Linked DNA regions of Homo sapiens: regions 2, 3, 4, 5, 6 and 7 are each linked to region 1. Evidence: chromatin loops called from intact Hi-C (ENCODE). Cell type or tissue: IMR-90. All regions are shown on one strand.

Region 1 (4,000 bases):
TCTTTAAGAAAAAGTTGGAAAAACACTCATACTTATTTTTAACCTTACTACTGTGAAATGACAGTGCTTCTAATTCTGGCTGTGAAATCTAGTAATCCTTTTAAAAGGATTAAATTGTGAACAAACACATCAGGAAAGAACTTAAATCTAGTGTTTCCTGACTTATTTTGGTTCTGATTAATTAAATTTTTTTCAGAAAGGGTAGAAACCAAGAGTAGGTATAATTGAAGAGTTAATCAGAAAATTAAATAAGGGTACTCATTAACCAAGTGTTTTAGTAATAGAGGTTTTACTGTATTAGGAGTTCCCACTTGTTCTTTTTCTGCAAATGTGGCAGTCGGTTTTATTTTTAAATGCTGACATAAATTGAAAGTCTTTTATAACCTCTGAAGCATGTTTCGCAAAGTGCAGTCCATGGATCCTTGGAGGCTCCCAAATTCCTTTTGAGGGATCGATGAGATGAAAACTGTTCTCATAATACTAAGACGTAATTGCCTTTTTTGGGTGTGTTGACATTTGCTCTGATGGTGCAAAAGCAATGGTGGGGAAAGTTGTGGGAGCCTTAGCCTGAATCGAGTTAGTGGCACTAAACTGTCCTAGAAGTCATTGTATTCTTCACCTCCACATACAGTAAAAAAGAATATCCCTGATGAAGCAGTAAAAATTATTAATTTTATGAAAGCTTGACCTTGAGTTACATGTTTTTAAAAATAGTTTGTGTGAAGGAGAATTACAAATAAAGCATTTTTGCTACATACTTGTCTCAAGGAAGAAGACTGGGGAGATTGAGTTAAACTATAGTTATTCAGACGCGTATTTGGCAGACATTTTCTGGAAAGCAGTGAGCCTGTCATTTTAAGAGAAACAATGGACATTGTTGTCAGTGATAAAATTAAAGATTTCAAGTGGAAATGTGAATTTTTTAAAACTTGCATCTTCCTCTGTGAACTTGACAGCTTCCTAATGAACCATTGACTTTTCTTATGATATTGGTGGTGATACTAATGAATGTGACTTTTTTGATACTGAATAATGAAATGTGTCACCATTTGGAAGAGTGCTGCATAACTCAGTGAACTAATATTTTCCAAATGACCAGTGCATGATTTTAAAACATCATGAGTGGCTAAAAGATCCATTCAAAGTGCAGGATTGACTAATGAATTTTAATGTGACAGAGTATGAGAAGTTCTTTGATGTGGTTTCAGATTCCACAATCCAATTTAACCATGAAGAAGCCACCACTTGTTGAGTTTTGGTATAGTATCAAAGGAGAATAAAACCATAATTATCTGAAAAGACTATTAAAATACTTTTCCTTTTACAACTATATATATACATGAGGCTATTTTATTTCCCATATACTTCAACATAAACAATGGATCACAACAGATTGAATGAAGAAGCAAATGTGAAAAGCCAATTGTTCTCTATTAAGCCAAACTTTAGATTTGCAAAATTCTTTTCTAATTTTTTTGCTGTGGAAAATGTAGTTATTTTCACAAAAACATGTCCTTTGTGTTAACACGCGATGGGTTTATTAAGTGGATTCATAAGATTCTTTAAAAAATATTATCAGTTTTATTTTTAAGAGTTTAAAGTGATCCTGACATTATGAACTTTGAGAACCACACCCCTGACGTGGTAAAATTAAATTTTCCTATGAATTTTTATGGTTTACCAGTGCATGAGATTGCCATCTTGTGACAAAATAGGGAAATGCAAGTATTTTTGAAAAGCTCATCTTTAAGGACTTGGAGTGATTTCTAATGACTACTTGTTGGAAATTTATCAAGAGAAAGATATAAGTTCAGATTTCCAAGGGCTATGTCTTAAAATATATGTGCCAAAAATATTAATTTTCAGAAGGTAAGCAAAAAACAGTTAATTAAATGCATATTTCTAAAGGGCTGACATTGGTTTGGGGCCAGTCTTCTGTTAAGAACACATTTAGTTTTTATGTTCAGTGTGTATATTTCCTATTACACTGAGCCCCTTTGTATGTGATGTTATAGACTACTCGAATGTGTATTTACTGTTCAAAACACTGATAAATGTTTGTGGTGATATTCTGGTGGCATATAGTTGTCCCCCTTTATTCTCAGGGGATGTATTCCAAGATCCCCAGTGGATGTCTGATTCTGAGGATAGTATTGAACCCTATACAGACTATTTTCCCTATACATACATACCTATGATAAAGCTTAACTTATAAATTAGGCACAATAAGAGATTAACAACAACAATAAAACAATTATATCAATATGCTGTAATAAAAGTTATGTGAATGTGGTCTCTCCATCACCTGATGGGGTACTCATCAATTGATGAGTACTGTACTCATCAATTTTTAGACCCCCATTGGCCCAGGGTAACTGAAACCATAGAAAGTAAAACTACAGATAAGGGGGGGACTACTGTATCATCACTTGTGATTGACTTAAGGTTTAGTCATTGGTTGATACCAGAAACTTGGCTGATAATATTCTTCTTTCTAAAGGGAAATGTGATCAATTCTTTATGATGTGGAGTTTAGGTCCACACTCTGGTGAAGAGTTTGAATTTGCTGCCCTTAAATACTACATCACTGTAGTTCTGTGTGATGTGTCCTGTACAAACATGCAGAGTAAACATTGTTCCTTGCCTTCTGCTTTCTTGAGCACTAAAATACACAGTGTAAATATGCACAAACATGTAGAAGGACATATAGACAAATACAGCCTTAGCCAAGTCATGAGAGATGCAGCTGCAAGAAACAGGCTCATGCATAATGAACATTTATGCTATGGCATAGCTTGTGTTTTTGCATCCATGAGCTGTATGAAAAGGAAGGAACCTCACTTCGTTTTCATTCAGTTAGAATGAAGGCCCACTGGTCAGTTTTTTGACTCAATTCAGCTGATTGTTTTCAAAATAACCTGTTCTTTTCTAACAGTTGTGTGTAGGGACAGCTGCACTCTGATGAAATGACTGTGAGCCTATACGCTAACTACTGTACTAATTTTCTGCCTATATTTACTATGTGCCCAGTGACTCTGCTGATGAATATTTTAGACATCTTCATGAATAATGTTACTGCCCACAGTAGAGCTGCTTGCTTGTTTGTAAGGCTGGAAATGCTATCAAGATGATACCGACTCCCATTCTATATACCAACGTGAAAATAATAAAATACCTAAGTAAGGTTGTTGGTCAAGATTGTCTTTGAGGAATCATGGATGCTCTGAAATTGGATGCCAAATTTTACATGTAGGTGGATGTGTGTTTTTGAGAAAACTCCAGAGCTTTTATCAGACTCTCCAAAGGGATTGTGATCTCATAAAGACTAAGAACCACTAGATAAGCTTTATAGTTTTGAAAGTGCTTCTCCATACATTTTTATTTGATCCTCCCAATGATTTTCAGGGAGGCATGTTGGGCATTCTCTCTCTTTCTCTCTCGATCTCTCAACAGAAGAGCATGACTCAGAGCTTAAGTGGTTTTGTGCTTCATCCTGTAGGCACTGGGAGCCTTTGAGGGTTTTAAGTGAGGAAGTGATCTGATCAGATCGTCCTTTAGAGAGATTGCCCTGGTGGTAGTGTAGAGGATGTTTTAGGGGAGTAGGAGGCTAATTAGGACACCATTGGGAAAATCAGGTAAGAAAAGATGGTTGGCCTTGAGTTTGTTGCAGTCAGATTGGAAAAGAGGGGAGGAATTTGCTAAACAGCTTTGATTTTGAAGAACTGATGGGACATCAGGGAGAAAAGACCAGTAAGCAATTGGACGTTCTAGTCTGGGACTGGTGAGGTGAGGAGGACCTCGCACAGGGTGTATAGAGTGAGAAGTGAAGAGTTCCTGGGGAGAAAATGTCAGCTAGTGTTTGGCTGGAGTGATGGTCTTAGGGAAGCGCAGGGAGATCCAGGAACATCGCTTTTTTCCCCCCATTCTCTGTATTCCTGGGTTGACAAGTAGGGATTAAATATATTTTTTAACCCTCTTCATTTACTATCAGATTATTTAT
Region 2 (4,000 bases), 340 kb before region 1:
GGCTGTATGCAAACATTTGCTTTGATTTGTAAAATGATCCATATAATTAGGGAAAAGAGTTAAATAAAGGGACTGATTTCAGAGAGCAGGTTCTTAATGACACTAATACCTGACAAAAGGGGTCATTATGATAGGCTAATGGGCCTTGCCTGGCATTCAGCTCTCTCAGGACACAATCCAACACACTCAATTATCTGCTAATCAGGGCCGTTTTGTCAGAGGTTATTGCCCTGAAGTATCAATTATAGGAACATTATTAATACTTTATGGAGAAACCACATGCATGAAAGTGTTAAACTCATGGGGCGAGCCCTTCAGCCCCCTCCCCACTTGGACCCATAAAATACAATCTCTTTTTACCTCCATTTACCTCCCCAACTGGGGCTTACTACGACCCATTGGGTCTGCTGGGAAGGAGCCAGGGCCATGATGATGTTTGCAATCCTGTCACCTGTGACCAAGCTGGCAATCCCAACTCTTAATGCCACCAGCTGGCAACAGTGGCTTAGCCCAAAGCCAAGGCATTACTGACTCAAGATGTGAGGGGGAAACAGGGAGCCACTGGGGCTGCCAGAACAAGAAGTCTCTCTCTCCCTCTCTCCCTCTGTGTGTGTGTGTGTGTGTGTGTGTGTGTGTGTGTGTGTGTGTGTGTTTCCCTCTCTCTTCCTTACTATCTCTCTCTCAGTCTGTCTCTTTCTTTCTCTCCCTCCCTTTTCTTTTCCTTCTCCTCCTCCTCCTCCTTCTTTTCTTTCTCTCTCTCCTCACCCCCTCAATGTGGTCCTTTCAAGGAAGTGGAGAAGAGCTGGAAGGAGGCCCGCCACTTCAGAATACAGTCTGCTCAGGACACGGTCTACGCTGCTTCCTAGAACCCACGGCTGCCTGCTGGACACTCGGATTTCGCCTCTAAGGAGGCACCATCCAACACAGAAACGAGGAATAACTCTAAAATGTGTTGTGATATAGAAGACAAAACGTGATAAGAACTTTAGAGCCAGATCAGTCCTGATTCAAATCTCTGTCGTACCACTCGCTGTCAGCAGGATTTCAAGCAAGTCACTCAGCCTCTCTGGGCTCTAGTTTTCCAATGTCCTGAGAGGCAGTGTATCATAGTGAAGGAAAAAGGAGGCTTCAGGATGCCGGCTTTGCCACTTACTAGGTGTCCAAACTTGAGTGAGTTATTTAGCCTCTTTGGACCTGTTTCTCACATGTAGGGCAGAGATGGTTACATCCATATGCGAGAGCCCTGGTGAAGGTTAAACAATAACATGTGCACAAGGGGAGGACAGTACCGGGCACATTTCATTCACAGGGAGCGGGATACTAACTTTGAGGTGGGGTTCTGAGGTTGAAATATTTGTTGCTAAATAATAATGAGCCCAAACACTCAGAAACAGCAAGATCTCTCTGCTCCTTCACCCTTGAATAATTAAACAATTGCCAGTAGGACAAGGGTTTACTGGTTTTTCCAGCTGGGAAAGAGGGTGGTAGTGATCCCCTGAAAGTCCATCCAGTGTTCTGGCATCCTGGGAAAGTGCCCAGCCTGCCTGGGGGAAGCTGCCTTTCCGGAATAGATGGGACTCTCCACACCTGCGGCCCAGCAGGCCTAGATCTGCCTGTTACAATCAGGACTACTTGCAGAAAGAAGACTTGGTGCCTCGTCAGGATCTCCTGTAATCTGATTTATGCAGTTTAATCTCATGAGAAAAAGGAAGCAAGAAGAGATAGGAGAGTCTGCTCTGCTACTTAATGGTCTCTCTCTTCTTTGTCGACTTTACTCTGTGGTTGAGGAAGTGGAAATTTAAAATATGGTTGTGTTCATGCATTCACCAATAGTTGTTGAGTACCTACAATGAGTTAGTGATGTGATCACAGTCTAGAAGTGGGAGACCAACTCAAGAACAGATCAATTCTACTAGAGTTTGATCTACAAAAGTATCTATCTACATGCCTAGAGGTTCCTATAATTCCTGGTCAAGCTAAAGGAATGTGAGTTATTCCATCTGGGGAAATGAGCCGAACCACAGAAATGTAAAACGCTCAAGTGTTAGGAGAATTGTCAAAAATGGGTGGTCATCTCCAGCTCAACCGAATACAGACATCAGAGAAACAAATTTTCTATAACTATGAGGTTTTAGGCCAAGAGGCTTAGCCTAAACATCAATAAAAATGCAGGAACAGGCTCTGCAGCCTCTTACCTGGAGACGAGAGTCAGCAACTGAAGGCGCTTGGTTGACTTTGGCAGAATCCAGTCCAGTGCAGAGGGAGGACCAGCACTACAATTCCGTGTCCACCTGGTATGGCCAGGAAAAAGGGAACCAGCACTTACAGGCAAAAGGCCTCGAAATCCTGCCTGTGACAGCCTGACCCACGGCTCAGTGGTAGGAAGTGTAGGTGGAAGGAATGAAGGTGCTGAGAATGCGCCCTCCTGACCCTTGATTATGGCTTATAAATGTGCTGTTTGGTGGGCCTGCGTAATTAGTGTTTGTGTTAAGCAGTTACGGGGTTAAGTGCTACCAGGGGTTTCATTTGGGCTGACAGAGTCTGAGCTGCAGAGTGGGGTGGTTGCCTAGCAACAACACCTGTAGCACATTAAGCAGCCAGTCAGCTTTGTCAACTTCTAGCAGGGGCTTTGTAGAGCGGATGACAGGGAAGAGGAAGGTTTGTGGGGCACAGAGGTGGGAAGCTGGGCAGTGCATCTCAGGATGCAAGAGGGTTCTGGGGAAATCAAGTGTTTGTGTGAATTCCACAAGAACAGCTTTATGTCTATGTTCCTCAAGCAGGAGAAAGATCAACAGCTCCAGGTGTGACTCCAGGACAGATATCCTCAGTCTTACTGTCACCTGTTTCTAAAACCCTCACAGCAGCAGCTGAGTGAAATAGGAATCCCCCTTCCTCAACCCAAGCCCCCTCTCAAATAAAGTGCCTCAGATTGGGTGATTGGAGAGGGAGGGATAAGGGAGAAGTACTTTCATGGTTTTGTTTTCAGATTCAAGAAGAACAGGGGATATTTCTGCTGACTTGTCTTTGAGGCAGCAATCACAGAGAACAAAGCAGAGACCCTGAGAGGGTAAGATCTTTCTCACCACCTTCCCTTCTCACCTCCCATGCACTTCTCTGGACTTCATCTCATGCACGCCTGAGATACGGCTGGAAAAAAGAACAGATTTGAAGAAGGGTAGGGAGCTTGGTGATATTGCTGCTGCCTTTGTAGTATTCATGGCCTAGCTAGCCTTCTGCCAGATTTCCAAGCTGCCCTGAGTGGCGGTGGAGGGATAGAGTGGTGCACCTTCTAAGAGTGGGCAATCCAGAATGAAGCACTAGCAATCAGGTGGTGTGGGATCAACTCTGCTTCTGTCACTTGTAAGCCAATAGCCTTTGGCCGATACCTGTCCGGAGACTCAATTTTCTCATCTGTAAAGTGGAGGATAATTATATGTGCTCCACTTACATTATGAAGATCAAAGGAGGCCACTTAAGTAAAAGCATGCTACGAAAGCTATAAATCCTCCTACATGTATAAGGTATTAGTATTACAAGGAAGACGCCAATATATCTGCTCTTTCAGAATGGCCTGAGCTATCTGCTGTTTGGCCCACAGCGAAGAGCAGAGGAGCAGCCACGTGGCTGTGTTGCCGGGTAACTTGGTGGTGGAATGGCTCTGAAAGGAGGCCTATTCAACTCTGCTATTCTAGGTTCACTGGTTCAAATCCAGCCCTAGGCCAACAATTACTGTAATCACTGGGTTTGGAATTCAAGCGTCTGACTTTCGGAAGACCTTTTGCTTATCTGTGACCCATTGAGTTTTCACCACAAACTTATGCATGCGATTACACGGGAAGCCGGGAGACTGCAGAACCTGGCTTGTGGTCCCAAACACAGATCCACCCACCCTCCCCTCTGCAGGCCAAGGCTGCTTCTTCTAGATTATCTTAAAAGGCAATCTGGGGGCTGAAGGGTACGTCGTTTGCCCTCTGGGCTTGGAAGTAAGTATCGGCATGGC
Region 3 (4,000 bases), 540 kb before region 1:
AGGTTGTCTCGCACTTGAAGTGGCTGGATGAGCATGGCAGAGCAGTAAGGAGGCAGGGAGGTCCAGAGCCCGCTTCCTCCAAGACTCAAGAGAAAAGACAGGAGAAGCCCAATCCTCTGTGAGGTGTGAAATGTGGAGTGAAATATACAGGGCACTGTCAACTTTGTTGTTGGAGGAGGTGGCTGTTTATTGCTTTAATGGGAAAGTGTAGCAGATCTAGTCATCTCAGAACTGTTCCTACAAATTCACATTTTTCTCTACAACCCACAGAATCTCTCTCCTTTCTCTTTTCTGCCCTTTATAATACACACCTGACCTCTCAGGTCCCACCTTCTGGTTCAGGCCTCCTCCCCTTCAGAATATAAGAAGTAGAGGCATCTTTTCCAAGTCATCATGTTGGATGAAAATGGCTTCTTGCTACATTCACATTAAAACTTGAAAATGGAAAAGAAAAAGAGAGGGGGAAAAAGTAGCTAAATAGCAATGTTCGCTCAGCATGATTTTGCTTTAATCCAAGCCTGTGAGCTTACCAGGGCTCAGAATAAACGAAAGCAGATGCGTCCATCACACCAGCAGATATATTACTACTAATCCGAGACAAGATGACAAAAACACATCACGCCTGGACCCCACACTGTTTCCATCTTAATCCGCCTCTAATTGCACTGGGCATGCTGCCTGCACACCTCTGTCCTCTGATGCTCCTCTGGTTCCACTTGCATCCTGGAGTTGGCCAGCGCCAAAGGGGCCCTTTTTGCTGGAGCAGAGGTGGCATCTGGGGTTTGTGTGTGTCTTGGAGAACAGGATGATGCAGCTAGTGTGGCAAGAAGAGGACTCAGCCAAGGGCCAAGAGGTGTGGTTCAGCAGCAGGAGAGGGTTAGACGAGACAGTTTATGTGAAAGTACCTAAAGCAACTCTTGACACATAGCAAAACTCAGTAAATGCTACCTTCTCCAAATAGGAGCTACCATTATTCACTGCCTACTGTGCGTCATGCACATTTTCTAATTAAAAAATATGTAAGTAATGCTTGCTAACTGTAAAAAAAAAAAAAGTCTAACACTAGAGAAGTTTATAATCAAAGAGTAAAAATTTCCTGGTTTTGCACACCTTCCCCCCAATGCCACTCCTCAGGGATAATCACTGTGAAAAAAAAAAATGTATATATATATATATAAATATACACACACACAGAGATATACACATACATACACGCGAACACACTTTGACATATATAGATGTATAAAAATATACAAATATATATTTTAACAGTCTAGGTGTATTATATAGTAAATAATATTAATGTGTAATATATATTCTATATAAGTTTATAACTGTGCTTGTGCATATGTATATGTATATACACACATGTATATGTGTATACATGCATGTGTGTTTTTATATATTGCTTTCATACTATATATACTACGCTGCAACTTTTTCAAAATTTAATGTTGAGGGGCTTCAAGGTGGCTGACTAGAGGCATCTGGTAAACGCCTTTTCCACAAAGAAGAACCAAATAGTGAGTAGATAATCACACTTCAAATAGATCATCAAAGAGAGAGCACTGGAATTCAATATAGAAGTAACAGAAAACACTTAAAGCACGGAAAAGAGAGGGAAGCAAGGCAGACTGCTCAGTAGGATTGGCTGAGAGCCTGGAGAGGCTCTCTAATGCAGGGAAAGAGTAAGCAAGTGACCTCCAGTGATGTACATTCCAACCATGGACTCCTGCATCTTAGCTACAGGAAAACTCCTAGACCCTCGCAATCCCTGTGACTAACATAGGAAGCTGCCTAAAGACCATGTGAAGGTATTGCTCCGGAGAGGGAGCTCATACTAGGGCTCACCCTTTCCCTCATGAAGCCATAAGCAGCTACAGCAAGGTTCCATATTAAAAGCCCAGCCCCCGCAACACTGCATCCCGTCCAGGGGCCCAGTAGCCCCTGCATTTCCACATCTCTGGAGCCCAACTTATATTCCTTACCTGCAGCCACTGCTGCAGCTGGCTGCTGCCTCCAGAGCTAAAGCACTAGCCATTGGCAAAGATCCTGCTGCCACCAGCAGCAAAGTTTCCATGCATTTTCACATGCCTCAAAGACAAACTCCCCCACTTGCAGCAGCTGCTGCTGCAGGCTATAGCAGCTGGGGCCAAAGCATAAATAAAGTGCATATTTCCCAGCTGCCGGCATATGATTGCTGCCGCTGAAAGCAACACTGCCCTCACCAGTAGCAGGGCTGCAGTGCAGCTGCTGCCACACCCACCTAAACATTTTGCCTTGGGCCTGGGGATGACCTCACCCTGGCCTACCACAGACAGCATCTGCATGTACCACCAGTGGTCCTGATGACAGATTTACCTGGCCTGGTTCCATTTTTTCAGTGCCCAAATATGCCATCCAGGGGCCTGGGGACTACCCAGCCTGATCCACCATCCTTGGCACCTGAGCAGTCTTTCTGGGGGTCTGAGGGTGGGATCACCTAGCCTTCTGCTACCACCAGAGTGGCATCCCCCCCTCCCCACATGTGCCACCTCCAGGCCTGGGGACTAGGCCACCTAGCCCATCACAGCCACTGTCAACACCAGTGCAGACTGCTTAGGACCCAGAGGTTAGCGCTACCACTGCTACCTCCATCACCCATGCCACACCCACCTGCGAAGCCCACCACTGCCACTAACAGCACCTGAGTAGGCTGCCTGGAAGCCCAAGAATAAGCTGACCTGAACCTGCTAACATCCGTGCCAGAATATGCCACCCTGGATCCCAAGGACAGGCATGCTCAGCTTGCCACTGCCACTACTGGGGCCCAAGGAGAGGCCCACCTGGTATCCCCATCCCCAGAAAAACATCACTACATCCTTCGTCAACAACCACACCCTAAGCCACTGAGGAAATCACAGAAACCACTGGTGCTGTGTACAGCCAAATAAGTCACATGAAGACTACACTACTGCACATACTCAGAATCAAAGCCAAAGTGCCTTACCCAACTGAAATCATAGATATATCTTTAGGAAAAATTGTCCCCTACAAAAGCAAAATTTTAAAAAATTCAAGAAGTGACTGTTACACCAGATGCACAGATATCAACATAAGGACACAAGAAGCATAAAAAAGCAAGTAAAATATGACACTTCAAAATATGACACTTCCAAAGGAACGTAATAATTCTCCAGCAACCAGGTTCCAATCAAAAAGAAATTTATGAAATCCTGGATAAGTAAGTTAAAGTAATGATATTAAAGAAGCTCAGTAAGATAAAACAGAACACATAAAAACAATACCTCAGAAAAACAATTCAGGACATGAATGAGCAGCTTAGCAAAGAAATAAATAACATTAAAAAAAAACAAACAGAAATTCTGGAACTGAAGAATTCATTAAAAAATAAATAAATAAATAAATTTGAAAGCTTCAACAATGGAATAAGTCAAGTGGAGTAAAGAATTTCAAAACTTGAAAACATGTCTTTTGAAATAACTCAGTCAGCTAAAAGTAAAAAAAGAATAAAAAACAATGAACAAATCCTATGTGACACTTGGGACACCATAAAGCAATTAAATATATAAATATTTGGTGTCCCAGAAGGTGAAGGAAAAGGGTTAGAAAATTTATTCAATGAAATAATAGCAGAAAACTTCCCAAGCCTAGCAAGAGATTTAGACATCCAGGAAACACAGAGTTCTCCAAACAGAAACAATGCAAAAAGCCTCTGTGGGACATTATAATCAAGCTGTTAGAAGTCAGAGACAAAGAGAGAATTCTAAAAACAGCAAGAGAAAAGCAGCTAGGTCACTTATAAGGGACTCCCCATCAGACTAACAGATTTCTCAGCAAAAACATTAGAGGCCAAGAGACAATGGAATAATATATTGAAAATGCTTTAAGAAAAAAGGATATACAAAACAACCAGAAATCAATTAATAAAATGACAGGAAGAAGCCCTTACACATCAAAAATAACCTTGATTTTAAAAAGATCTAATATTATGCTGCCT
Region 4 (4,000 bases), 290 kb before region 1:
AGCAAATGTCACCCTCCCCATTAAGCCTGGGCAGTTTAGATTCCCATTAGTCCTAGAAATGGGATACAGCCTCTGTGGGGTCAGAAGGCCAGAGGCTGCAGCAGCATTGTAGCATCAAGCGGGGAGAGAGGACACAGAAAGACTTGTGATGTCAGCCCTAGGTGGGGCCGGTCTGTTTTAAGGAGATGTTCTAAGTTCAAACCCAGGGAAGATGGGCTTTGGCAAGCACAACTGAAAAGATTTCCACTTGTCCCCTTCTTAAAAATCAGTAGGTAGACTGACTACTCTAGGATAAACTGCCAGCAGCTTTGTTTTCTTTGGGGCCGCCATCTGAAGCAGCTGCAGCTGATTTTAATGAGACATAATAATATTCTATCAGTTCTGTGAGCTATAGACTGAGCCCACTGAGGGAACCTGCTCAACCCCCAAAATGATCAGACTTGTCAAAATATGATCATTTTGTTCCTTATTATAAATGAAAAGAAGATATGATTTAAGTGTCATCCTCTGGGTATGGGAGCTGGATTCCTATAAATCAATCATCCCAAATAAACTCTTTGGACTGATTTCACTACAAATATGCTGCAAACAATTTCTTTAAACAAAGCATAAAAGTATTACTGTATCTCTGCAACGTCAAAATGGCTTTAGATATGCATTATTGGGTTGCTGGGGTGTTCTTTGGTTAAAATATGTTATTTATGGTGTTGCGCCTGACAGGCGAAGTCAGTGCTGACTGCCTGCTGGATAAACCTCCCTCTTGGTTGCCTCTCAGTCCCCAACAGTGAAAATGGTGAAAGAGGACGGGTGTCCAGGGTAGGGAGAGGTCCAAGGGCCAGGCTGGGGTCCCTAGACTTTGCATATGTGACATATTTCATCTTCATAATGGCTCCCATTATATTGAAGGGTGGTAAGCATATAATTTCAGGCTATAGCCTATTTGAATAGGATTTCCAGGTCTGTTACTAGCCATCAGACTTAGAAAATCATACGATGCCTCTTTCATTCAGTTTTCTTTCTTAAAATGGGGACAATGGTGACAACAATAACATCTAACTCTTTTGGTTTTTGTGCGGATCCAACAGGGGTAAACATGGGAAAGTACTTAGCATGGTGTCAGACACATGGTTGCACCAGGTCATGTTAGTTAGCTATTGTTATTATTATTAGAAACCCTGGGAGTTGCAGGGCATGGTGGCTCACGTCTGTAATCCCAGCACTTTGGGAGGCCAAGGCGAGCGGATCACTTGAGGTCAGGAGTTTGAGACCAGCCTGGCCAACATGGGGAAACCTCATCTCTTTACTAAAAATACAAAAATTAGCTGGGCGTTGTGGTGCATGCCTGTAATCCCAGCTACTGGAGAGGCTTAGGCACGAGAATCGCTTGAACCCGGGAGGCAGAGGTTGCAGTGTACCAAGATCACGCCACTGCACTCCAGCCTGGGTGACAGAGCCAGACTCCTTCAAAAAAAGAAAAAAAAAAAAGGAGAAACCCAGGGAATTTTCTGTCCCAAGGAGGTGCTATGGAGCAAAGCTATGCTCATAGACTGTAATCTGTCTTAACATGATGTCTTCACTTTATTCTGTCCAGAAAACTAGACTTGCAGAGGACAATGAACAACCCTATGCCATAGAGTTCTGAAGCCCCATCTTCCCCTAAGGTGCCTGCATCATCGGTCTCAGAAAGAAGGCAGTGTAGGGAAGGAGGTGACGTACTAAGAGTTTTTCCGCAAAGTAGATTTGTCTATTAAGCCCCATGTCACCGGCTTTCCATCTCTCTACACTCACCTGGACAGGCATTTCTTCCATGCCACATTTTTGTAGCGCTCCAATCTGTCCACATTTTAACAACCTTGTACCTCAGTCGAGATAGAGCCTGAAAAGTTTAATATCATGTCAAATAAGAGAGCCAATAAAACTTGACATTATTAATATGATGTCAAGGTTTTTTTTTCCCAACTGCTTAGGGAAAAAACATTGTGTCCCATTAAGTTGAGCTCCTTGCACTGAGAAATATTAAGTGACTTTTCAATGACTACCAGCTGGAACTATTAGTTTTCTTCATAAGCATTGCTGCCGTCGATTCTGAGAGGCCAGTTGAGAACCTTTTATGAAGATGCTGGATGAGCTGGTGCAATCAGAAAAGCTTTTAGGTTTCCCTGGGATCCCTCTTTAAGTGGGGCTGTGTATGGAAATGGGGATATGAATTATTAAAAGGCTTAAATACATTTGGCTGAGAGAGCATGGGCTTCATACTCCCTCTGTCCATTTATCCCCAAAGGACTGCAGTAGCCTTTCAGGACAATCTGGTGTGGACTGGAAAACCAAGGCCAGAGTCCTGGAAAGAGGAGCACACAGGGCTTCCCTCACTGCCTGGCACCCCCTGCCCCAGCCGTCAGCAGCATCACGGTGGGTACAAGAGCTGCTGGTGTGGTGCGGCCCACTGTTCCGCCCTGGCAAGGGAGGGGGCATGAGTGCCCACAGCTGCTCCTGGCCCTTGCTCACACTGGGCTTCTGGGAAGGACACTGTCAGGAAGCTGTTGGGGGCCTCTGTTTCCCTTGGCCGGGGTCCATGGTTGCTTCACAGCACGTGGCTTTCCATGTCAGAGTCCCTTCCCGGGAAGAGGTCAGGACTTAAAATAAGCTGGCGTGACTCATGTCTGAGTTGGGAGATGCCTCGTGCAAGTGCTGGCTTTTCAGGAATGTGCAGCTGGGGCAGCTGAAAAGAAAGCTCCAGAGGCTCAGACCTGGATTTCCAGAGTCTTTTGGCTGCTCAAGCCCAAATAAGATTGTTTCAACTGTTCCTACATCTGGACTGTTCAGACACCAGCATTTCTCCTAGGCTTTCTTATCCCCAGGGAAGCTGTTTCTGTAGCATTTACCCCATTTCCGACCCCACCCCAACACCATTTGGCTACCCACCCAAGTGTCTCATCACTTTCATTGTGGATGACTTTTATAGTTCCTAGCTGTGACACCTTCTAAGAGGTATACCTGTGTTCTTAATCTCAGGAATCCAGTGAGCTGGCTACAGAGGCAGTTGCAAGCTGGTGCTTATTTATGTAAGGCTGGAGTGTTTATTATAGGGTTGTATTCCTTTAGTGAGATCAAAAAATTAAGAGATGGATGGCAAACAGAACAGTCCTTATTTAGACTTCTGTGATGTTCCAGTTGACATACTTCCCCCTTGCCCTTTGCCCCCACTCATCCTGCACCATCTGGGGGCACATGACCCCGGGGATAGCAGATGGAAGGCAGCTTGCTCTTCTTAAATTTCACCCAACTCTTAAGAGACCTCTAGGGAAAATACCCTTGGGATGGTTCCTTAGGGGCACCTTGAGCACTCAAACCCCAATACTGTGGTCAGGAGCAGCTGATGAGGAAAATCCCTGTCCATGGACTTCTCTCTTCTCCATGGAAGTTCAGGATTGGATGATTCAGCCAAGGGCAAGGAGGTTGGGTGAGAAATTTGTCTTGTACAGGTATAGCGTAATTGACAGCAGCTATTCCTCTCTGCTTCCATTGATCTCAAGATAAAACAGAAGACAATTATTATTATTGTAGAAGGAATTTAGTTCAAATGCCAGAAGAATCTCCCAACTCCCAAGATGGTGGCCTTCATGAAGCTGTGAAATCTCTAGTGCAGGGGGTCCCCCTGTTCTGAGCTCTTAGCTTCACCCCAGCTCAAATCCGACAATTCCTAAGCAGCACCTTTCTTTTTCTGGGACATGATCTAGAAGGCTCATATAGCTTACTTGGGATTTTGAAGTGATAACTCCAAGAAAATTGGGAGAGTCAAGTGAACCTTGGATAAAGAATGAAATAGAGGCTGGGTGCAGTGGCTCATGCCTGTAATCCCAGAACATTGGGAGGCTGAGGCAGGTGGATCACTTGAGGTCAGGAGTTCAAGACCAGCCTGGCCAACCTGGTGAAACCCCATCTCTACTAAAAATACAAAATTTAGCCAGGCCTGGTGGCACGCGCCTGTAGTCCCAGCTAC
Region 5 (4,000 bases), 170 kb before region 1:
AATACTTAAGAATTCAGTGAATGCAAGAGTAGTAATAATAGTAACGGCAGATAATAATGTTACTATGTGCCAGGCTCTGTGTCAGGATTCTTGCCATATAGGACCTGCCTTTATAGTTTACATATCACTTTCAGCATACATATGGCCTTACTTTTTTTTTTTTGAGACGGAGTTTCACTCTTGTCGCCCAGGCTGGAGTGCAATGATGCGATCTCAGCTCACTGCAACCTCCGCCTCCTGGGTTCAAGTGATCCTCCTGCCTGAGCCTCCTGAGTAGCTGGGATTACAGGTGTGTGTCATCACGCCTGGCTAATTTTTGTATTTTTATTAGAGACGGAGTTTCGCCGTGTTGGCCAGGTTGATCTCGAACTCCTGACCTCAGGTGATCCATCTGCCTCAACCTCCCAAAGTGCTGGGATTACAGGCATCAGTCAGCGTGCCCGGCTGGCCTTAACTTTTTTATTCCAATTTTGGTGGAACTTTGCTCTCTATTTGGTCCGACCCAGGTACCTCACTGCCAGAGGTAGTAAGAACGGGTAGGACTTTGCAGACTGGGCATTATCCTGGCACCCACGTGGCAATGGTTTCCTGTCTCCTGTAGTGCTGTTCTCCTGTTGGAGCTTTCCCCACTTCTGAAGGACTGCCTGCAGTTCATGCATCGGGGCCTGTAATTACAGAGCAGAATATCCAGGGCTGTGAAGACCGGGCAGTCTCGAAATTAGTTTATGCATAATGGATAATAGGAGGCTGTTTTTAAGTGTAACTCATTTGGTGGGTTGGCAGATCATGACTTCCTTTTTGATATGTATTATTTATTTATTTTATAGCAAGATGAGGACAGAAGGCTGGGGAAGTCATTTGGCGCAGCTCTTCTAGACTATAGCTCAGACTTAGCAATTTACATTCAGTAATCTCTTGGTCATTTAGCCACAGATAATTTGTCATGGTTTGTTTTAGCTGTTGTGATATTGATATTTATTATGCAAATTGTATTTCCTACATCTTATTGTTCTGCATTCTATGAATACTTAAATTATTATAAACCTTTACACTTAATATGGCTCGTCCTTCAATTTGATGCTTGAGCAACAGAGGGTCAGAGCGCACACGATCTTCTAGAGGGGAAGAAAATAAGTAATTAAAAAGCAGACAAACAAGAGAGCCGGCTGCCTGGCTGAAAAGAAAGCAAAGAGAATTTCGGGGAGGGAGAGTGAGTCCGGAGATGCAAGTCGCTTTAGCAGGAGAGGCTCTCCCAGAGACAGGGGAAGCTCGGAGCACCTGTTGGTCCCCAGCTTCCTTAGGAAGGGCTGGGGGCGCAGAGGAGGAGTGAGAGGGTTTGAGCCCCGAAGGAGGAACACGGCAGACCCTGCCTTCACCACACTCCCTCTCCCCAACTCCCACCACCCCCGCTCTTCACCTGAAGCCTTGACTAATTTTTTCCGTTGTTGTGTAATCTTAAATATCTAATATTACAAATATTTCACACATATATTCAACACACACCTATATATTAAAACCAGGGAGGAGACCCTCGACAAGCGGAGGAGCCTGAGCATACCCTCCTCGATCTACCTTTCCCGAGATTCTGCCGCAAAAAGACCGACTGGAAAATCTCAGAACCCGACTCTACGGCTGCCTTCTCCAACTATCCCCGAGTCTACCGCTAGGCTGTTGAGCGGGCTCTCCCGCTCCGCCGGACGTGCAAAGCACGCATGCACTTCTCCCAGATTGTTTTGTCAATCCGGGGACCTGCCTTCTTACTCTCCACTCCCGCACAGCCCCCGTTCCCAAAGATCTATTCCTTCGGTGCAAGGTGAGTGACGGAAATTTGCAACGTCTGGTTCGCTAGGCCAGATGCACTCGGTGTGCGGGACAGAGGACCCTCTTAAGGGAGATTCTCCAGTCGTCGGTCTGATACAGCGATTGCTATAAACATTCCTAATAAAGGTGTACAAGAAGCTAGACCCGCCCCCTGGAGCCCGAGTCCTTGCACGCCAGGCGCCCGGGAGAACACTTTTTCCTTGATCCGGGGAAAGCAAAACCCGAATTTTAACATAAACATATTTGCATACGCCCCTCCCCTTGGCCCCGCCCCTAGGTGGCGCGGGCGCGCCGCCGAACGCCAGCGCCAGGGGGCGGGGTGGGGGAGGGAGCGAGGCCCTCCGAGAGCCGGGTTGGGCTCGCGGCGCTGTGATTGGTCTGCCCGGACTCCGCCTCCAGCGCATGTCATTAGCATCTCATTAGCTGTCCGCTCGGGCTCCGGAGGCAGCCAACGCCGCCAGTCTGAGGCAGGTGCCCGACATGGCGAGTGTAGTGCTGCCGAGCGGATCCCAGTGTGCGGCGGCAGCGGCGGCGGCGGCGCCTCCCGGGCTCCGGCTCCGGCTTCTGCTGTTGCTCTTCTCCGCCGCGGCACTGATCCCCACAGGTAGGTGTGGGCACCGACCGGTTGGCCCCTAAATCTCCGAAGGCACCCCAGTAGCCTTGGCCACAGAGGGGGGAAACGTTTCCATGACAACCTCCCCCCACTTCCTACATCCGAAGCGGAGGGAGTGTGGAGAGGAAACTCAGGGCTGAGAGGGAAGGGGCTGAGGGCATCTGTGAGCCCCTTCTCCCCTGCCCGGCTAAGTGTGAATGAGAGTCCCCAGGGATGGCTGCACCCACACCTTCTCTCCCCGGCTTGGCGCGGGGTGCAGAGTGGAGTGAGAATGGGGGGCCCGGGGGCTGTAAAGCATGGGGGAAGGGGATGGTTCAAAGACAACCTCAACCCTTCCGGACCCTTCTAAACTCGCCGTTCTCCCCGTAACTTGCAGGTCCTCCCACCTCCCAGGGCTGTCCATTCGCCCCCACCTCTCCAGAGGGCCCCCCCAGTTCTCCATCCCCGAAGCCTCCTGGTGGCTGACTCCCAGCCGCCCGCGGCGTGATTTCTCCCCGGTCCCCAGGACATCCCCAGACTTGTCTGATCTCCCCTGCCCCTTCCCCCAACGCGCTCTGCCTTTCTCCCCTGTCCCCAAACTGCACGCCTCTCGTGTTTCCCTCCGGCCGTTCGCAGCCCTCCGCCCCCTCGGCTCTGCTGCGGGTCTTTTTGGCCCGGCTCCAGGCGGGGAAAGTTCCCCGGCCCGGCCCCGCGGGGGGGGCGGCCGCTGTCGCCGCCTCTGCGGGAAGGCGCCGGGAGCCCGCAGCCCGCCCGCCCCACAGCGTCCTCTGCCACGAGTGGGGACACGGGATTTCCCGGCTGCCCGTTCTTTCGGCGGCCCGAGGGTGGCGGAGGGGGCGTCGCGGCCTCTGCGGCCAGGCGGGCACCCTGCGGGCCTCCGCGCGCTCCCTGCGTGAAGAGCAGTCTTGGGAATTTGCCCAGGGGCGGCTCTGCACGCCCGGTGCCTTCCCTGAAGACACCGAGCACTCGGCTGGAGCCCGATGTGTGGCTGCCCGTGTGCCGGGCGCGTTGGCGCGGTCGGGAAAGAAGAGGGCAGTGTTTGCTTTTGCTAACAAAAGGGAGCCGGAGCTCTTCCTCAGCGGAGAGGCCGGCTGTGCTGCACCCAGCCTCCCTTCCCGCCACCTCGCCGCGCTTGGCAGCCGCGCGGCGTCCTCTGGCCCCTGCTGCAGGCTCCAGGCGGGCGCCGGGACCGAGTGGCACGGGGCCGCGGGGTGCGAGCGGCGATGCAGGAGGGGATGCAGCAGGGCTCTGAGCCTGCAAAGCCCCTCCTTGCAGCTCCAGAGCTGCAGGACCCGGGAGCAACAAGTGGCGGAGGACGCCGAGAGCTCAGCCCCCACCTGCGGAGCCCCAGGCCCGGGCGGGCACAGCGTTGGGGCCACGGTGCTGCTTCAGGGGCGCCTCTCCGCTTGGGCTGTGCCTTTTGTTTACACGCTAGAGGACACACAGTTATGTAAACACCGCAGGAGACACGCTGTAGGAGACGGGGGATGTGTGGGGGTGCTAGCTTGAGATTTGGGGGACGCCGGGTTGGCTGCTTGCCCCCAAAATAGGCTTGCAAAGGAGCTC
Region 6 (4,000 bases), 890 kb before region 1:
GTACCCTAGGCTGTCCTGGTTCTATGGCATTTTTGTAGCCACACCATTGGCTTAGATATAATTATTGTGTGTGTTTTCCATGTCCGACTACATTGCTGGAGGGAAAGGCCACACTTATTCGTCTTTGTATCTACTCAGTGCCGAACAGACTGACTGCCTTGCACACAGGATTAATATGTGTTAAAAGTGAGTCATTTTTGAGCAAAGGGGGCTGGCCAGCATTATGGAGATCACACTCCACTGGTGCCCCCCTTCTTTGTATGAATAGAGAACTGGCCTTAGGTGACAGAAACCTTGTGTGAAGTTCAAATTCTAGATCCAGGCAGGAAATGGACACATGTGAACTGGAACTGGTCCTATAACACAGCAGGGGGTGGGGACCATGTGAGCAGCTGGAGAAATTGTGCTCTGCCTAAAACATCCAGAAACACATCAGAAAAAAAAAAAAAGAAAAAAAAAAAGAAAAAGAGAAAAAAAGAAAAACAACTCCCGGCCAAAAATCTGTGTTTGAAGTCTCCTTTGCATGAATCTTGTGACAAGGTCAAACTTGAACTCTCAAACTTCAGGGAAAAGGTGACATTTTTGGAAGTTTTCCAGCAGCGGCGAGGTCAGGAGGCGTAGCATGAACTTGGACCCAGAAGATAAAAATATTAGCTTTGACTCTGTCATTATTAGCTGTGTCATATCCAGGCAAGGCATTTCAGATCTTTGTACTTCACTTTTCACTTATATGAAATGGATGTACAAATGACAAAATAAGGTAGGTGAGTGCATGTTGTAAAATGTAAACATTGCTATACAAAGGCAAAGTTCTAGGGTTCTCAGTAGAAACTCACACAGCTTCTCCTAGGGACCGCAGGGGCCTCAATCTTGTCATCAGTCAAGGGCCAGTCAGTGTTGGGTGTGCCACTTCCCATCCCCGTGCCCCCCCACCCGCCACTTGTCCTCTCGCTGATCCAGGAGCAAAGTAGAAAATGGCATTTCTGAATGAGGCTGACAGTTCACCAGGCACGAAAACCCACCCAGTTGTGACTCAGAGTTTTGGAGGCACAGATAGAATTAAGGAAATGTTAATGTATTCGCATCGCTTTGCCTCCTGCCTACACAGGCATAAGCAGTAAAGAGGGAGGATGGGGTGGGAGAGGGGACAGGGAGATGGGGAGTTGTGTTGATGAGCTCTGGGGGTGGGGGATGGGTGGAGACTGTAGGGTCCCAAGGCTGCCTGGCTACTACAGCTGGGCCTGAGATCCCCAGGGGACAGGGAGGGATCTGCTGGCATCTGGTCTCTGCCAAGACAGTCTGCCGCCCGGAATGCAGTATCAGCTTGGGCACAAGGCTAGAGCAAGTGGGGCCCTAGGGTGCATGTGTGTGCCCACACAGGGGATGGAGGGGTGGCAGGAATACAAGCTGGATAACCCAGAGCTGTCTGCGTTAGCCTTGGTGATGTGCCTTGTCAATGGCAAACAGCCATTTAGAATCAGTGTCTTTTCCAAATGAAGCCCCTGAATGTTGTATGCTTAATACGATCTATCTGTCTATCTGTGCACTTATGCAGGGAGCTGGCTCCCCAGGGCACAGCAGCCAGTATGCTACCTCAGCACAGAATAATCCCCCGGGAGGCTGCCTCCTTTTCTCCCCCTCCTGCGGGGGGGCCCCAGAACCAAACCCCGAGGGGTTGGGATGAGTGGTTGCTAGTTTGATGGGTGTACGTGGAGGTATCTTGTATTACTGTTTCTGTTACTCACTTTTCATTGCTGAATGCAAGTATCTGTTACAGCGTTTGCCAGCACTGACTCGATGCCATCGTGGGCACCAGAAAGGCAAAGACACACGGTACTGCCCCGCAGGCTCACAGGCTACCTGTAATCAAGGCCTGTGACCCCTCGCAAGAGTCCTAGCACCTGGCTGTGGGAGGTGCCCAATAAATGTTATTGACAGAAAAAGATGCTCTTTGTAACATCCAGCCAAGACTCAGGGATAATCTCTGTTCACTTCAATTATGGGACCACTAGGGGGAGCCCCGGGGACCACTGGGAATGTAAGGTGCTGAATCTTCTGGGTTCTAAAAATGAAGGGTGCTCTGGAATCGGTGCAGGGGTGGCTTCCCCATAAGGAGGGTTGGGGGTGGGGGTGGGGTGTCAGGAAATGCCATAGTGTGTTTGCCTGGGGAGATTCCAGCTTAGTCTTCCTTCTGTCTGATGCCCTCAGCATCATCCAACTAAATGTCCACAGGAGGGCCCAGTGTAGGGTCAGTGACCCCAAGAATGGAAAGACCTTGTGAGGAGCTCTGGGCAAGGAGGCCCAGCCAGGGGCATGGAGCGGGCACTGGCTTTGAGAATCCCAGGTGGGGCTCCTCCCTGCTTAGCCAGGCTGGGAAACCCTTCACCATTACTTGCCAGGAAAAGCAATGGTCTCTCTTGCCCTCTCCTCCCCTTCTCGGGTCTTAAATGTTTTAAACGCCAGTCTTCATGGTTTGATGGAGAATTTTACACCAATGCAGAGTATTACCTAGTTAATTTGGCTAGAATAGACTGTGATTTTACACGGTGAGGCTGTTGCCTCCTGAGCTAACAGTTCCATATCCATGGGCTTGGCAGCCTGCTCTCCTGGAATCTAAGGAGCTGAGGGCCATCTGCAAATGGGCTTCCTGAGAGCTTCATGGGAGGTTGGAAGACAAGAGGGGGACCCAGTCAGATTCTGGGCTTGCTCATTCATTCCTTCAGTCATTCATTTATTTATTTCCTTCTTTATTCAATAGTTGACTTATTCAGTATTTCTTAATTAAGTTTGTTTATTTTATTTATTCATCCAACAAATTTTTGTTGTGGGCTTGAGAGGTGCCAGATCTGGTGCAAGGTCCTGGGAATACAGAGATGCATCAGCCCCTGTCCCTGCCCTTTAGGCACTCACATGCCAAAGAAAGAGGTTGCAAACAGCAAAGGAGGCCAGATATTAAGACTGGCTGCTTGGGGGGCTATGGCACACTCTGGAGCGGTGGAACTTGACTGCCCTTGAAGGACCTACACTAGGCAAATGTATTAGGATGTTGACTTGGCGATGGGATTGAAAGCTGGGTACAATAAGTGGTAAGAACCACATTCTAAAGAGGGACATCAACCATATGGACTTCTTCAGGGGTTATTAAGAGGCAGATCTGGTTGTGTCACCACCTCCTCACCACTTCCTAGTACCCAACATCCCAGGCTATGGAAGAAGAGAGAGGAGCAAACCATTCTTTTAGAATGGTCTTTTAGAGACTGTTGAGACATTCTCACTCCCTCCCAGAGCCAGGTGAGGGGGAGGGGGCTCTACAGGAATTATTGATGGAGATTGGGGGTACCTATAAGAAGAGAGATTTACATCTCACTCCCCGGAAAATGAGACATTGCAGTGCTTTGACTGGATTTGAGGATGGCGAGCAGGCTCTTGGGAACGCTTGCTCTGTGTCTTCTGCTTGCTTTTTTCCTGGAGATTTCTGAAGTGGGAGTAGGGGTGATAGGAAGTAAGAAGCAGAGTGGCTTGTTGAAACAGCTTGGACCAAGGCCACAAAGAACTGTAGAATAGTGAGCCTGGGAAGAAGATAGGGCAGTCTCCCTTGAATCTTAATCCTCCTCTGCTCTCAAAGGGCCCCAAAGAAGACCCAGAAGGTCATGGATCAGAAAGAGCAAGGAACAGAGGAGGAGGAGTTTCTGTGGGGCTGTCTAGGTGGCCATTAAACGAAGGGAGAGCCTTCATTTAGGGGTTGGGGGATAGACTTAGGCAGGGGGCCAAGGTAGCCATGCTGTCGCTTCCCGACATCAGTGCCAAGAGGGGCAGGTGACATAGAACACCTATGTAAGAAAATGTGTATCTTGTGCACAGAAATCATCACATGGGCAGAGCCACCAGCAGGAGATGAAAGCAGGCTGAGCCAATTAGAGATTTCCCTGTGGGATCAGGCCACCAGTTATTACAATCATTCCAGCTATTTCTCCTGATTTCCCTTCCTGTTCTCAGCACT
Region 7 (4,000 bases), 940 kb before region 1:
CTCTGGTACTTGAGTAATTTATTATGTTTAAGCTGGTGCCATCAAGTCTCTCAGCAGTGCCCGCGTGCACTGGGAAATAAATTAAAGGCTGTCCAGAGATACTTGGATCATCTGTGTGATTGCTGGGCTGGTGAGATGGAGGTTTAAGGCTCTCTCTTCTTGCAAATTGGAAATTAGGAATTAACAAGACAGCAGGCCAAAGAGCTTCGGTGGTGGTGGTGACTTGGCTGCAGGGCCAGGGCTGGGGGAGGGAAGGCTGCCACCAGGGAGGGCGGAATAGCAGATCCCAGCCAGAGTTTCCAGGGCATGGGTGGGCTAGATGAGGGGGCTCTTCCTGGGCCTGAGCAGCAGGTGGCAGGGATTTTTCCACCTCTTGAAAAAGGTTAAATGGGTAATGGAAAGAGCCCTAGCCTGGAAGCCTGAAGACTTGTTCTGGCCCCAGCCCTGCCACAGCCCCTGTGTGACATTGAACAGTCTCTTCCTGTCTCTGGGCTTCAGTTTCCTCATCTGCAACAGGAGGAGGTGGGATTCAGGGCCCACTTATCCATGAGCACAGCAGGCATGCAAAAATGTTTTAATTTCTTTTAAAGTCAGAAGAGAAAGAATACGCTTTTTGGTTGAGGAAAATATTTTTAATATATAATATTAATACATTCATCTTGATACCAAAGCAGTCATTATATACATATATTTATATAAATGTATAAATTATATAAATATATAAATATATATATATATATATATATATATATATAGAGAGAGAGAGAGAGAGAGAGAGAGAGAGAGAGAGAGAGATAAGAGTTCTGCTCTGTTTTCCAGGCTGGAGTGCAGTGGCATGATCTCGGCTCACTGCAATCTCTGCCTCCCAGGCTCAAGCCATCCTCCCACCTCTGCCTCCCAAAGTGCTGGGGTGCTGGGATTGCAGGCGTGAGCCACCTTGCTTGGCCATAAAATAGGATTTAAATATGAATTTGTGTGCGTGGAGGAAGAGGCCCATGAAGACGAAGGTGCTAAGGGTCCCACGGAACTCATGATGCAGCCTCTGTTAAATGAGAAGATCCCAAAGGCCCTTCCTGCCCCAGTACACTTGCCTGTCCCATCCATTTGCCGACTTCGGCTTATCCGGGCTCTGGTGAGCTCCGGGCGCAGGGACTCATCTTCCTGTCAGTCCGCCCTACTCCTGCGGTAGGAGCGGTGTGCACAGCCCCACTGTGGCCGGTGGTGGGGCCAGGAGTGGAATGCAGGCTTTAGGCCTCTCCATGGCCCCAAGCTGCTGCTTCCTGATAGATGCCCAGGGAAGGGGCGTGTGAGCCCCTTGGGAGACCGAATCTCTTCTTTCCCAAATCCCTCGGATCAGGCCCTCCCCGGGGGTCTTCTGCCTCAGCCCTTGAACTCGACCCACCCCTACCTTCTGCTTTTCTGCCCTCACAAACTCAGCAGTGCCTAGAAGGGCCCTGGGCAGGGCTCCGCGCCTTCAGGGTCTGCTCTGCGGGAGCCAGCGGGCACCCGGGTGTGGGGCCCTCGGCGCGGGACAGCATGGCCCTCAAGAGCCCCAGCCTGTAGTTGGGTGGCCTCACCACCAGGTGGCAGGCTTGCTCTACACTGATGCATTGGCAGGAGCACTTACCTGGCAGTGGCCGCAGGGGTCGGAGGATGCCAAATCGGCCCGCGGCTGGGGGATTATTGAGGCCAGCGCCTGCGGCTTCAGAAGCAGGGCGGAGGTCTCTCCCACTCGGCGTGGGGCTCCTGCTGGGATTCTGTCTCCAAGGGCACCTTGATTTCCTAGAAGTGCCTCCAGGCCGCTGTCGGTGTGGGCCAGAGTGCGCCCCCTGGAGGAGGGAGGGCTGAGTTGCCTCCTCGGGGTTTGGTGTGTGCGCGGTTGGCTGGACTGGGTGGAGGGCTGGGGACACCGAGAGGGGCCTGATGATATCTTTGGAGGCATCCCAAGGACCCTGGTTCTGCACAGAAAGGTGACTCCCACCCAGCTGGCCCTGGTTTTAGGCATGGTGAACGCTTGATTGTGGTGTCGGCTCCACACCCACCACCTAGACTATCCCTGCTGTGGGCAGGGCCGCTTGGGAGGCCCACTGGCGGCAGGGCAGCCTGAGCGTCATCCTCTCGCACCCCTGACGAGCACGGCTGCGGCACTGTCCCTCCAGCACCCTGGGCTGTCCCCGAGGGGCCCCAGGAGCCAGGGCTCAGGCCACAGTCGAGCCCAGGGCCCTGTCTTCCCCAGGAGCAGAACAGGAAAAGACCCAGGCCCTGGTCAATAGAGTGCCAAGGAGAAGAGATGAGAGTGAGGGGTGAAAGACAGACATGGTGGCAAGTGAAAGTGAGGCTGGCCACGTCCCGCGGGGCTCCCTGGGAGCAAGTGTGAAGGCCTCAGGTCCTGGGGAAGAAAGTGGGAGGTCCCTGCCTCTGCTGGGCGCTTCTTTGTCTCAGGCAGCAGGAGCTCTCCCCAGGCCTGGAGTCCTCTTGGGGTTCCTGAGTGACATCTGGAATGCCCTGTCCTGTCACTAGCCAGCCAGGGCCTGAGTCAGAACTGGTGACTCACATGCTTCTTTCTGTGATGTCTTCGTGCCCTTTGTGAAAGTCAAAAGCCCCAGAAGTCAGCCCTGGGCCCTTCTCCCTGTCTCCCTCACCTGCCTGTGTGCCCTCCTTGGTGCACTGGTTCCCAGCCTGCCCCCTGTCCTCCCCACTCTGTCTTGGTTGAGAGATCTGCTCTCTGCTCTTGTTCCAGAAATACTGATGACTTTTTTGTGCAGTGCGCTCTGTCCCACCCATTCCAATGGCATCCGATTTCGAGAACTCAACTTTGAGGCTCCATGTCAGCACTCACTCAGACCCTTCCTCCCAGGCTTCTGTGTGTTCTTGGGTCAGGAGGATCAAGCCAGGCCTGGATGCGGAGTCAGGTTAGGGTACAAAGGCTCAGATGGTCCCCAGGGTCTCTCACCCTTGCAGATCCACCAGGACAGGTCTGGACCAGAGACTGGGAGAGACAGAGAAGAGGGAAAACAGAGAGCGCCATGCTGGGGAGGGGAGTGGTCTGGGAACAGACAGAGAAAAAGATAGTAGACGGATGCAGAGGAAGAGAGGAAGACAGAGAAGAAGAGTGTGTGTGTGGGAGACAGAGAGAGGGAGGGAGGGAGAGAGAGAGAGAAAAGAGACAGAAAGAGAAAGGAAGAAGACACAGAATAGAATAACCAAAAAAATCAGAGTGGGGGAAGGATGGAAATTAAATACATTACAAACTGAGGAAGGAGGAAAACGAAAGGAAAATAACAGAAAATACCCAAAAGACAGAAAGGATGAATGTAGAGGCAGGCACACACAAACATGGGTGTGAACAGCTGTGTGCATGCGAACACACACACACACACACACCCCTGCTCTGGTCACCGTCCTGGTCCTGTGCTGATCTTGCCTTAGCGTCTCTCTCCCTCTGACCTGCCTTAGGTTCCTAAGAAGGGCGTGGCCTCCTGGTGTTGCCTGTTCCCTGGCCCACCCCCTGCCCACCCCCAGAGATTTCACTTAGGCTGGGATGCACAGAGGAGGCCAAAATCTTTATGCCTCACACTTGTCACCCAAAATTGGATCTAACCGCCTCTCTCCCTTCCTTTCTCCCTCCTAGTTTCCTTAGTAACTGACAGTTCCCCAGTGAATGCCAGGCCCTGGGTGACAGACCGCTGTCACCATCACAGAAGCACTTTCTCTCTCTCTCTCTCTCTCTCTTTCTCTCTCTCAACTGTCCCCCTCAAAACCACATAGACTCACAGACTTGGGCGGGGGTGTGGGGATGCCTGGGTAGGCTCAGGGGTAATTAAAACATGTACCATTTATTCCGTAACAGGCAGCAGAACTTTAATTACTCACTCTGAAGGTGAGGGTGTGAGCAAGGAGGTGGCTACGGGGGGGTTGGGGAGGGGGCTCAGAACGTGTCTGCTTTTCTTCTTTCCTTTTCCATTTGCCCAACTTGGATTGGAGAGGTGGGAGGTGGGTC

The links. Peaks named below come from ENCODE experiments on the same cell type or tissue, not always from the same donor. Only the 100,000 strongest peaks of a DNase experiment are listed, where the experiment ranks them.
Region 2: it touches region 1 in a loop (2.5-fold over the local background); 25 of 110 quality-filtered maps call a loop at or near these places.
Region 3: it touches region 1 in a loop (2.6-fold over the local background); 2 of 110 quality-filtered maps call a loop at or near these places.
Region 4: a loop joins it to region 1, with 3 times the contacts of the local background. A loop is called at or near these places in 2 of 110 quality-filtered maps.
Region 5: it touches region 1 in a loop (11-fold over the local background); 74 of 110 quality-filtered maps call a loop at or near these places.
Region 6: a loop joins it to region 1, with 13 times the contacts of the local background. A loop is called at or near these places in 38 of 110 quality-filtered maps.
Region 7: a loop joins it to region 1, with 21 times the contacts of the local background. A loop is called at or near these places in 86 of 110 quality-filtered maps.

What each region holds. Positions count from the first base shown.
Region 1 is chr11:115,332,794-115,336,793 of GRCh38, reverse strand. The region is part of intron 1 of CADM1 (cell adhesion molecule 1); the gene reads left to right. LOC105369509 (a long non-coding RNA gene) reads right to left here and starts at 3,217. Exons shown (of 2, transcript NR_135108.1): 1 at 3,176-3,217. In IMR-90, a CTCF peak has its summit at 1,699 (motif pointing left); a DNase peak (open chromatin) is centred at 3,483.
Region 2 is chr11:115,674,977-115,678,976 of GRCh38, reverse strand. It overlaps LINC02698 (long intergenic non-protein coding RNA 2698), which reads right to left. Exons shown (of 5, transcript XR_001748394.3): 2 at 2,196-2,291. Among named protein-coding and RNA genes, the nearest start is that of LINC02698, 18 kb to the right of the region's middle. In IMR-90, no CTCF peak of the experiment used is centred here; a DNase peak (open chromatin) is centred at 2,006; H3K27ac peaks cover 904 bases.
Region 3 is chr11:115,868,208-115,872,207 of GRCh38, reverse strand. The region is part of intron 2 of LINC02698 (long intergenic non-protein coding RNA 2698); the gene reads right to left. Among named protein-coding and RNA genes, the nearest start is that of LINC02703, 49 kb to the left of the region's middle. RefSeq lists a silencer at 2,107-2,156. In IMR-90, a CTCF peak has its summit at 2,226; no DNase peak of the experiment used is centred here.
Region 4 is chr11:115,621,782-115,625,781 of GRCh38, reverse strand. No RefSeq gene overlaps it. Among named protein-coding and RNA genes, the nearest start is that of LINC02698, 36 kb to the left of the region's middle. In IMR-90, a CTCF peak has its summit at 1,506; a DNase peak (open chromatin) is centred at 2,661; H3K27ac peaks cover 1,324 bases.
Region 5 is chr11:115,502,696-115,506,695 of GRCh38, reverse strand. CADM1 (cell adhesion molecule 1) reads left to right here and starts at 2,281. Exons shown (of 12, transcript NM_001301043.2): 1 at 2,281-2,425. The coding sequence starts at 2,302. RefSeq lists a silencer at 2,096-2,255. In IMR-90, CTCF peaks have their summits at 1,676, 2,128 (motif pointing right) and 3,456; DNase peaks (open chromatin) are centred at 1,705, 2,215 and 3,455; H3K4me3 peaks cover 2,414 bases; H3K27ac peaks cover 449 bases; H3K27me3 peaks cover 215 bases.
Region 6 is chr11:116,222,582-116,226,581 of GRCh38, reverse strand. No RefSeq gene overlaps it. Among named protein-coding and RNA genes, the nearest start is that of LINC02151, 280 kb to the left of the region's middle. In IMR-90, a CTCF peak has its summit at 2,023 (motif pointing right); no DNase peak of the experiment used is centred here.
Region 7 is chr11:116,274,354-116,278,353 of GRCh38, reverse strand. No RefSeq gene overlaps it. Among named protein-coding and RNA genes, the nearest start is that of LINC02151, 220 kb to the left of the region's middle. RefSeq lists an enhancer at 1,789-2,739. In IMR-90, a CTCF peak has its summit at 1,583 (motif pointing right); no DNase peak of the experiment used is centred here.